Regions from separate parts of the Homo sapiens genome. Here region 1 is linked to region 2. The links are chromatin contacts, found by Hi-C or POLR2A ChIA-PET in ENCODE. All regions are on one chromosome and are shown on one strand. Each heading gives the region's core, a stretch centred on a gene start or an enhancer-like site at or near the end of the contact. The rest is flanking DNA. Distances are from core to core; before and after follow the strand shown.

The links. A loop is a pair of places that touch in the nucleus more often than their neighbours do. ChIA-PET counts read pairs that join two places held with the same protein, here RNA polymerase II (POLR2A). Pooled maps may share reads with other maps.
Region 1: a pooled map shows a loop between it and region 2 (2.5-fold over the local background). The contact joins two enhancer-like sites. A Hi-C loop is called at or near these places in 1 of 168 maps with a recorded cell type or tissue (CD8-positive, alpha-beta T cell), 2 of 37 single-sample maps with no recorded cell type and 4 of 50 pooled maps. POLR2A ChIA-PET finds 5 or more read pairs at or near these places in 2 of 52 experiments (CD8-positive, alpha-beta memory T cell and activated T-cell).

Annotation. Positions count from the first base shown.
Region 1 is chr7:155,761,591-155,767,115 of GRCh38, forward strand. It overlaps RBM33 (RNA binding motif protein 33), which reads left to right. Exons shown (of 18, transcript NM_053043.3): 15 at 2,222-2,428; 16 at 4,877-5,065. Among named protein-coding and RNA genes, the nearest start is that of SHH, 48 kb to the right of the region's middle. RefSeq lists an enhancer at 2,309-2,468. Within about 2 kb of position 2,966, at least 15 of the 41 ENCODE cell types and tissues checked have a DNase peak (open chromatin) inside an H3K27ac peak, as active enhancers do.
Region 2 is chr7:155,708,294-155,713,797 of GRCh38, forward strand. It overlaps RBM33 (RNA binding motif protein 33), which reads left to right. Exons shown (of 18, transcript NM_053043.3): 8 at 2,910-3,162. Among named protein-coding and RNA genes, the nearest start is that of RBM33, 66 kb to the left of the region's middle. Within about 2 kb of position 2,523, at least 2 of the 41 ENCODE cell types and tissues checked have a DNase peak (open chromatin) inside an H3K27ac peak, as active enhancers do.

The DNA.
Region 1 (5,525 bases), core at 1,716-4,215, 54 kb after region 2:
AATGTTTTTTAAATTTCTTAGGGTCCATTGCGGTGATCCCTCTTTGTTTCCTTATTTTGGTAATTCATCTTCTTTCCTTTTTTCTTGGTCAGTATCCTTAAAGGAGCATCAATTTTTTGCTGATCTCAAAATACCAACTTTTGGTTTCACAGATTGTCTTTTTTCTGTTTACCATGCCGTTGCTTTTCGCTGTCATCTTTATCATTTTCCTTCCTTCTACTTGGGTTTGATTTCCTTTTTTGAGGACGGGGGACTAGCTTCTTGAGGTAGAAACTCAAATGACTGATTTTAGATGTTTTTCCTTTTTGATGTCATTGCTTAAGTTGCAGCCCCTGAATTTTGATGTGTTGTATTTTTGTTTCCATTCAGTTTAAATATTTTTTGTTCAGTGTTTGTATTATTTTTATTTCTCAGCCTAGCTTCCTAGGGGTTGACCCGACTGCTGCGTAGCTTAGTGGCCAGCCAGCGCCTGGGATGAGCTTGTGCTCAGGTCTCTGGACCCTGCATGGCCCCCCATGGCCAGTTATCTGTGTGTGGGTTGGGGCTTCCCAGGCAGCCATGTGGGGAGAGCCCATCTAGGCCTTCTCTAGCACTTTCCGTTCTGGAATTTCCTCATTAGGTTTCTCAGATTTCTGGCTGGTGTGCTGCCTGTTCCAAACTGAACCATGACCAGAGGCCCACAGACCCATGGGCTTCCCTGTGCCTTTCCCTCTGAGGGTGCTGTATGGCCAGTGCTGCTGGGGAACTTCAGGCCTTACTGAGTTTCGGCTCTGTGCTGATGGAGCTGCCACACACTGCACTGTCCTCACAGCTCAGGAATAAGTGCTTCTCCATTCTTTTCATTTTCTTTGATTTCCAGAGTCCTCAAATGTTGTTTTGGAAAATTTTGTCCAGCTTACACTTGTTTTGGAGAGAGAAGATTTGCAGACATTTTCATGCCACGTATTCCTGTGTGACATTTTTCATCTCATCTTTTCTTGAGTCCCTGTTTCTTTGTACAGTCTTAGCAGAAACAAGCTACATCCATCTTGCCCCAATCCCATGTTCCTTCTTTTTGCAGAGCCCTTTGTTCCGTTTGGTCTCCACAAGATAACGTTTGGTAGGAAGAGCGGGACACAAGGATATGTGGGCTGCTTCTGAGCTGGTTGACCAGGTTGCCCCTGGAGACACTGGCACAGCTAAGCACCCTGTGGGGAGGGTTTACTATCCCGTGACTGACACTCCCTCCCTGTCGATGTTGAGAGTGGGCCTCGTGCTAATAAAAGCCTCCGTCTTCCTTTTCAAGTCCAAGCATCCATCCTGACATAATTCATCAGGGCGGTGTCTGCCGTCCTTGCTGTTCTTTCCCAGCCTTCAGCTGTTCTTTGGGAAAAAGACTACTCAGTACTGAAAGCAGCTGATAGGCACCACCCTAAGACATGTTTATGCTGCCTGGACGTATGAACAACATTGGTGGTGCAGTTCCAAGGTGTACGTGCCTCCTGATCGATGAACAGACTGTTAATAAAACACAAAAGATAAGATTCCTGATATTTCTAAGGTTCTTCGTAGAGTAAATGCGCTTCTTGGAAATCCACGTACTCTGTAGTTGCTAATGGCACTTGTAACTCAGCAGAAGGAAGGGAAGTTTCTAGCCAGTATTTTGTGATGCTCTTCGGCGCTTCAGAGCACTGCATTGGAGAGGTCAGAGTATTTGAAGTTCACGTATCCACAGGGGGTGGAAGGCGCCGTGATGGGTTTGGAAGACTTACAGTCGCAACCAGCAGGAGTTGGGCTCATTGCCTTCTTAGGGTAGGTTGGAATAGGAGTTAAGAGTTTAAAACCACTGCTCATGCAAACTGTACATTTTAACAAGAATGCTCTTGAAAGTGAATAATGCATGCTGAAAGTGAAAATGCGTGTTGGATATGAAGTATTTTGAAAATAACCAGTATTTCACGGAATTCGACAACATTTATTTTAATCGCAGATCTCTTATATGAATATAGTAATTAAAGGGCATCTTAGTGTTTGAAATTTCAAACATATTGTTAGAACCTGACCACTCTCCAATGAGAAATGTCCTTACTGGCTCTAGTGAAATGACAAGTTTCGAGTCACACTTGTTTGAAATGGTTTTGCTTTGTGGGTGAACACTGGCTGAGGTGGGCTTCCTAATGCTGGGGAGGAGCTTTTGGTGGAGCAGACACTGAACAACGTGCTGCCTTCTTGGTTTCAGCAGGGAGGAGAGAGCGATGGCTTTTTTCACCCAGAAGGCCAGCCCCAGCGGCTTCCCCAGCCTCCGGAAGTGGGACCACAGCCTGCCCGCAAGGTGACGCTGACCAGGGGGGGCCTCCAGCAGCCCCCACATCTGCCAGCGGGGCCCCACGCACACTCGCCTGTCCCTCCAGGGATCAAAAGCATCCAAGGAATTCACCCGGCGAAGAAGGTACTGCTTGTTGCCTCGCACGCAGCCCTGGAAACGCGAAGGCCGGTGTGAGGCAGTGTTCAGACGTGCTCTAATTTGTAGCGCATGGCACACAGTAGTACTCACATTCATAAGTGAACCATCATTTCCTTTGTTCTGGCTTTGAAAACGCGTTAACATTTTCACCAAAGCCTTTTCCTCTCCTGACTTATTTCACAGAGCAAACCCAGAAGAGCACCCGCAGCCAGCCAGGAGTGCGATTGCTTCCTGCCGCTCTGAACTGTCGACCCAGCAGCATCTGCTGTGCTCTCGGGACAGCGCCTGCTGCTGCGTGTCAGCATGCTTTCCTTCCTGTGTTCACTGACTCACCAGAAATTTTACAAATGTGAAATCAAGTGCATGCTCATGGCCCCAGTTGAGACAGGGGAAACTGAGGTCTTTAGAAATGAAGTAACTTGCTCTAGGCCACAGTTCCCAGCTGCTTAATCCTTCCCTTAACCCTGGGGATTGGAAGGAGCTTCTCTGAGCTCAGGCTGTGAGGCAGGAAGCAAGGGTGCTCCCCATCCCCCTTTCTGTTGGAGTGGCCGTCTGTGCACTGGGAGCACATCCTGTCACGTACGCAAGTGACAGAGCGCCCTTCCCCTCAGCTTCTAGTGAGGCATCTTTCTGGCTCCCCAGAGTCTTGAGAGTGAAGTGCCCTCTTGGTGCAGAAGCCAGTAGCACCTGTTGGGTGGAGCTATGCAGAGGGAGACCTGGGCGCAGCCCTGCTTTGCGCTCTGGAGAACGGCAAGTCTGCCCGCTCATTCTCCCTCGTCATCTCGTCACTTTAGAAGTAGTGTCACTATTAAGACTATTCTGGCTCCTTTTGAAGTACTTAAGTTACTTCGTCTTATCTCATAAACACTTCATGATATGAGAGCAAACAAAATTCCATTTTGTACTAGAAAACAGATGTGTAGACAGATTCAGTGATAACGCCAGTGTTAAAGTGATGGATTTCTTTAAAGATCGCTGTGGTCTGAATTTTCTTCCTTCAGGTGCCATCCCTGAATATATGATGAGAAAGGCCTTAGAAACACCCTCCATAACGCGCACACGCACAGCACACTTGAGTTTCTTCAACTTAAATGTAAATGCTCCTGTGACTGAGGGTCATGATGTTTCCTATCTTACTTAAGCAATTCTGAGCATCTTATAAGAAGATGCATTTAAAAAAACCTGGTGCCTGGTGTATATAAGTAGGCATTTGTTAGAGATATTATTGTTAATATCATAACTTACTCTAGTTAGAACAGAAGACTAGTTAGTTACTACTGATTTCCAGCCAGGGTAACTGTAACTTGCAACTTCTCATGTGCATTTTCCAGTGTGGTTTCTCTTGAAATAACCCCTTGCAACTGTTTTAAAACTTAATTCACAGGCATAGTTTTGCTGCCTTCTTCAGAGTACTAAGAAATGTGGAGGTTTTCTCTTCGTTTCCTTTTGTGTGCGTGCACACTCAAGTCCTGAGGTTCTATTCCAGTTTCCACCTAACTTTCTGCCTTTCTCTGTGATGGACTGGGAGGCCACTTTTGCATTCTGCCCGAACTCCCCAACAGGATTCGGGTAGGCCATCTGGAAACCTAGTGCCGTCCATCACCACCCTGCCTTCTGCGCTTCACCGCTGTCCTAGGCTACATTGGGCACATATGTTCTCTCTGACTTTCTAATCTGGAGAAAGTGTGGGAAAGTTCAGCAGTTTCCTCTTCTTTAAAAGTTCCTTGAGCAGTAGTTTTGAACCCTTGGCAGCTTTTAAAAATAATAATGCTTAGGCCCGCCTTAGACCAGCAGAATCATACTTGGGGAGTGCCTGGGTCCTCAGTCACAATTGTGTTTTGTTTCTTTTGAAAAGCTTGCAGACGATGGAAATGTGCAGCCACGGCTGAATTTCTGGTTGCAGAATCTGCCTGGGAGGGTTTCAGGGTAGCAAATGTAGTCTCTGCCAGCGGAGTCAGGTACATGATGCTGTGGCTTGTTGTGACTGTAAGGTGGACTTAGCACTGTGCACAGCAGGTCCTGCTTAAACCAGCCTATACTACACTAGGAGAAATGGGGGCTCTGGGACTCTCAGGACAGGATCCAAATTCTGAACTGTCATTTGCAGCAAGTTTCTCAGCCCTGACGGGTGCCTGATCTACACAGAATGATGATGACACAGAGTGCCCACCGAGCACAAGCGTGTGGCCCCTGGAGAGGTGCAGGCTTCGTCAGCTCCCTCCTCTTCCTCCGCCTACACTTAAACTTGCTGGATATAGTTGTCTCATTTAGCTATTAAAACATTCTCTGATAGTGGATAGAAAACTACAGAAAATCCTGTAGCTCATGGTATATTTTAATGGATTCTAAGTTATTTGTTCACTTTTATATCTTAGTGACTATCGAAGAAGCTCAGGCTTGAAACTCTGAATGTATTTCCTTTGTTGTCACCAGGCCATCATGCACGGACGAGGCAGAGGAGTGGCCGGTCCCATGGGCCGGGGGCGCCTGATGCCAAACAAGCAGAACCTGCGGGTGGTGGAGTGCAAGCCCCAGCCCTGCGTGGTGTCTGTGGAGGGGCTGTCCTCGTCCACCACGGATGCCCAGCTGAAGAGCCTGCTGATGTCAGTGGGACCCATTCAGGTAGCCGCCTGGGGGTGGCATCTGTGCCACGGGTAGTTGTGTCCCAAGACAAAATCATTTCTTGATTTAAAACACAGTGCCCTTTGTGTTGGCTACTTCATATTAAAATAATACTTGGGAAGTAAGACAAATAACCTGTTGTGCATACTTAGTATCAGAACATTTGCCTCAAACGTTTATTTTGAAATTTTCAGATTCTTAGTTATAAATTTTAAGAAATAAATACCCCAGCTGAACAGATTATCCTTTGAGATCCTTTTAATTGTCATAGAAGGTTCACACTTGCACACATACATACAAAATTTTTTGTTCTATCAAATGACTTGTTTTATTTGTAATAACATTACATTTTAAAGTATTTAGCCTTCTTTTCCTTGCTTTCCAGAAATAGCTTCATGTGCTAAATAGCTGTGACTTGGTTTAGATTTTACAAATATGACAGTATCTTGGATTGTATCTT
Region 2 (5,504 bases), core at 1,273-3,772:
CATCTCTAACAGCAGAAAGGCTGGATTTACAGTTTGTCTTTTTTCCCTTCGTTGCTCCCTGTCTCCGCCGCAAACCTCCACTGGCCATATGTTGAATAGCCATTTTGATTATTTTGGCCTCTTTCGGGGCCAAACAACTCTCATACGAGGCCAGTGTTTACGTAATTGTGTCTCTGATCCTGGAAAAGTTGTTGAGCTCTGTTTTCTTACCCACAAAGAAGGGAAGAGCACGTATCTCTCACCTGCCTCCTTAGAGAGGCTGAACTGAGATGGCGTGAATGCTTTTAGAAATGTCATGGATATTCAGTTGTCCTCAATCCTGATGGTGACGTTGTATCTCTGGATTGTAATGTGACTGATTTGGACTGTTAGAGCCTACTGTGTACTAGGAGTAAACTAGACAGCTGCCCTAAGACTGACACAGCTTTGTAAGCAATAGTCTCGTCTTTGCTAATCAGTGATGAGATCAGGACTGTGGTATCCTCCGCTCCAACTGCGTTCTGTTACATCATAAGCTTTCTCCATCCTATTCACTCCCCATCCCAGAGCTATTTTGTCTCTTTGAGTCTTGACCCCCAAAGTTTTGGAAAGAATATTTTTGGCTCATGTCTCTGCTTGTACCCATTTTCTCCTTGGTTGGCTCTTTCCTGCCTGGATTCCGTTCTGTTCCCTGTCCTGAATGGTGCCCTCAAGAGATGCCACCTGACCCCTTGTCCTGTTGGACCGCACTCTGGGGCCTTGGGCATCACACGGTCTCTTTGTCTTGAGCAGCTCTTTTTTGGGCTTACGAGATTTTGGATGTACTCTCTTATCTTCTAGAATGATTTCTTCTTTCTCCCTTTTGACCTTCCTTTTTATTTTCAAATTAAACTTTTATTAAACTTCCTTTTTATTTCCAAATTAAACATAATATATGCATAAATATATTGCATATGTTTATGAGGTACAGTGCACTGTTACAGTATGTATATGTTGTGGATGGATTATAAAAAGCTAATTAACATTGGCATCCCCTTAAATACTTCCTGGTTTTTGGTATTGAGCATTGAAAATCTCTTTGAACAGTTTTGAAATGCCTTTTCTTTAACTGCATTTTTCTTCAGGTTTTGTTCTCGTCCTCCTTTTCCTCAGTGGTCTCCCCAGCACTGTTCCTCTTGCTGTCACCTACTGTTTCTCAGTGAGTCTTAGTCTCTAGCCTAACCTCTTTCCAGCTCCATTTTCTCCATCTCCCAACTGTCCCTGTACCTCTCCAGACACATGTTTCACAGGCCCTGAATGTCACTTGTTTAATCAAACAAACATGATCTTTCCCTCAGAACTCTGTGGTCTTGAATTAATGACCATGCATTGTGGTCACTCTCAGTTCAATTAAAATTTAACTTGGGTGTCCCTGTGTCTGTTAGTGTGCTGTCTGTGGGATACAATGGTGAGTAAGATAGACAAGATCCCTACTCTCATGGGCAAATGTGCACAGATGTGATGAGTTAAGGAGGGGGAAACATACTGCATTCTGGGAGCATGTGTGCTAGTGGATGTGAGCTGGTACCAGAATCTTTTGAAACGTCTTCTGTGAGGAAGGATAGGTGGGCCAAAGCCATTCACAGATTAGTTTTAGAATTCTACTCATTGTTCCTCTGAGATGTCTTCTTGCTCTTTGTCAGACTATGGCTTTTCCATTGATTCATCTCTCACCATTCCCTATTAGATGGTCTCCTTCCGTCTTCTTTACCCTCGTTCATCTCACACTGCTGTGAATGATCATTTTCCTACCAAAGAGATCATTCGTGATCCCTTATTATACGTGTTGTCTCTGTGGCATAGTAATGGATCATTTACTTGGAATTTAGAAGCCCTCCGTAATTTGGCATCATCTCAGGGAAAATGCTTGTTAAATTAGACAACTGAATAAGTAGTGGTCTACTGCTAATTAGCTGTGTCGTCAGTTTGGTTAGTGATTAAAAGCAAAACCTGTGGAATCAGATGGCCTGAATTCCAGTTCCGGCTTTTCTCCTTTCCAGCTACTTGATCTTGTAAAAGGAGGTCAGTAAATAGGACCTAGTTTATAGGATTGTGGGGAGCTAGGTCAGCTGACTTTCTCTACTGACCGTATAGTAGGAACTTAAAATGTGGGGAAGATTTAGTCCACGGCAGCTGTTGCAGTTGTTGATTTCTTCCTCTCTAGTGACTGTTTGATAAAATAACCACCCTCGAATTGAGATCTCTGATCACTTTGAGTGTGTAATTTTCTTACCTTCTTTCCTGCCTTCTTCCCTGGTCTCCTGATTTTACTAAGCAGGTGGGTCTGTGCTGCTTCTGCTTTTTTCTGGGTATCTGTCCCTCACTCTGCCTTGCACCTCTCTCTTCTTCATCACCGAGTTCAGGTGTCACCCTCTCAGAGAAGCTCCCTCCCAGCCTCTCCTGGAGGCTCTTTGTGGCCCTGTCCTGTTCTCAGGCCTCAGTTCTGGAGCAGGGTAACTGGTGCACATCTCCTGCCTTGCTTACCAGAGTTCCTGGAGGGGGATGCAAGGCTGCTACAGGGAGGGCTGTGGCAGCTGCTCTTCTGTCCCTGGCACAGGGCTTTGCTCAGTGTGGGCAGTTCAATTCCCTGAACTGAATTTTTTTTTTTTTTTTCAAAATTCACACTGGGTGCTTTGGGGCTGTTTTCCCTCTTGCGTGGGGATTGACTCAATTGTGAGACTGTAGCCCTCATTGTGAAGAAGTAGAGAAGCTTCTTTATCCTGCTGTTTTGATACAAGTTGTTACTACAGACTTCTTACATTGTAACTTAAAAAATGCAATCAGTGTAAATTTGTAACACATCAGCATTCTTTTAAATGTTGATTTCGGTGAACTTTTGTTTTTTTTTTTGTGATTTGTAGACTCATTCTCCAAGGTTAATTCCTCCACAGCCCCAGGCTCCCCCTCCACCGCCACCGCCGCCTCAGCAGCAGCCGATCAGAAGCCTGTTCCAGCCGCAGCCGCTGCAGCCGCTGCTTCCGGTGCAGCACCCGCACCACCCATCCCCGCCTCAGGGAATGCACATGCCTCCCCAGCTAGAGACCCCAAGGATGATGATGACCCCGCCACCCGTGACTCCACAGCAGCCCAAGAACATACACATCAACCCGCACTTCAAAGGGACGGTGGTCACGCCTGTTCAAGGTCTGTGTTTCCTTTTACTATTGTAAAGCATAGATGGCCCCAGCTTCCAATGGTTTGACTTAGGATTTTTCCACTGACGCGTTTTTGACTTCATGAGTGTGTGAAAGCAGTATGCGTTCAGAAGAAATCATCGTTCGAATGTTGAGATTTGATCTCTCCTGGGGTAGCAACATGCATCCCAAAACTCCCTCGAAGCTGGGCAGGGGGAGCTGCGGTTCCCAGCCCCGATGATTTTGCCAACTGTGCAATGATGTGAGTGTTCTGAGCTGAAGGTAGGTGAGGCTAAGCTATGATGTTTCATTGGTTGGGCATATTAAATGCATTTTGACTAAGGGTCTTTTCCACTAACGATAGCCTTATTGGGATGTAACCCCATCCTATGTTGAGGAGCATCTGTTATGTTATAGATTACTGTGCATCTGAAGGCATTTATTAGTTTATTGCACTGAAGCCGTCTCTGCGGCAAAATAGTTTTCACATTCAAATTTGTAAGATTGAGTTTTCCTTGGCTCTTCCCCATTCATTTAGATTTTAGTTTGATGGGTCAAGTATATTTCTTTAAAAATGTGTATCTCTTATTGTATAATTGAGTGGAAAGTGCTGAGAGTACAGTCTGAATGCAAAGAATACACTAGAGACCGCTATTGGAATGCCTGAACTGTGACACTTTGTAAGTCTCCCGGTGAGGATGTTTGCAGTGGTGAGTGTCCCTCTTTGGTTCCAGGCAGCATGCCCCCCTTCAATTCCAGTGTCAGCTGGTGGAGAGGGGACACACCATCTTTTAGTTGTTGTAATCAAATAAATACAGATCTGATTATTACTGAAACATGTTCCTTAAGCTAGGAAACGGTTTTTGAGCAGTTTATACGAAGCTTTAACTTCATGTACCTGTGAACACACACATTTATTGAGCTACTACTCTATTTTTGGCATTTGAGTTATATTGACGAACAAACCAGACAAAGCTTTCTTCAACCATGATATTACTTTCTATCAGACAGTCTTATTATTGTTTATTAGCAGTAAACATAAGTATTTTATGTGGCATGTTAGAAGATGAAAATGCAGTGAGAAATTGAGCAGGATGCGGGGAAGGGATGGGTTGTATCTTAAATGGGGTGATCAGGGTGAACTTCACTGAGCAGGAAAGAGTTGAGGGATATCTGTAAGTTAGCAATGTGGCTGTTCAGGGAAGAAGATTGCAGGCAGAGTGATCAGCAAGTATAAGGGGGCTTCCTCCAGGAGAGACCCTGCCTTGTGTGTTTGAGTAGCCAAAAGGAGACCAGCGTGACTTTTGTGGAGTGATCAAAGCAGAGAAGAAATGCAGAACCTGGGTACCGTGGGGCCGTGGGGCCATCCAGCCATTCTCAGGACTTTGGCAGGGAGTGAAATGGGCAGGGATTAGAGGGGTTTGAGCAGAGGAATGACGTGACCTTGTGTATGTTTTAGAAGATTCCTCTTGCTGCCGTGTTGAGAGGAGACTGTCGGGTGGCAAGGGTGGAAGCTGGTGTCTAGCTAGGAGGTGACAGATGATCCTGGTGCAAACCAGTGTGGTAGCAGGGAGAGTGCAGAGAGCTCAGAGCTGGATGAAGTAGGAAGATGGGGCCGATGGGATTTGCTGATGGATTGGATGAGTGTGAGAGGGAGAGAGGAGGTAAGAGTGATGCCCAGGTGACCAGAGCATTTAGAGGGCTGGTCTGGTTGCCATCACCTGAGGTGGGGAGATCAAAAGTTCTGTTTTGGGTGCATTAAATTTGAGATGCCAACTAGCCATGTGAGTGGAGGGGTCTAGTAGGCAGTTGGATGAGAATTCAGTATAGGGGTTTGGGCTCAAAGTACAGGTCAGGAGGTTGTTGGTGAATAGGTGGATTTAGACCCTGCCCTCAAATGAGAGCCCTGGAGGAGGGAGTCTGTGTGTGGGGAGACCAAGGACTGGGACCTAGGGCACTTGACACAGGAGGGGGAGGGGCAGGAGGAGAACCCGTCAGGGAGGCCAAGGACTGGGACCCCGGCACTCGACGTGGGAATGGGGGCAGGAGGAGAGCCTGGCAAAGGAGCCGAGAGGGAGGAAGGAGGATGACGGTCGATGGGGAAGGAAGCAGGTGGCCACGGGCTGGCAGGGCTGCTGCCAATGGGTCAGTGGGTGTGGCCTGCACTTGGGGCGGGGCTGGTGAGGAGGAGGCACAGGCCTGGCTGAGATGGGGCACGGACTTGAGGCCACTGTATTGACAGACTTTGACTGTGTTTTGCTAAAACAGAAGTTGGATGATAATTGATGGGAGCCAAGTGGGCTTGAGAGAAAGTTTTTTATTCTAAGTTTTTTATTCATTGCACTTACAGAA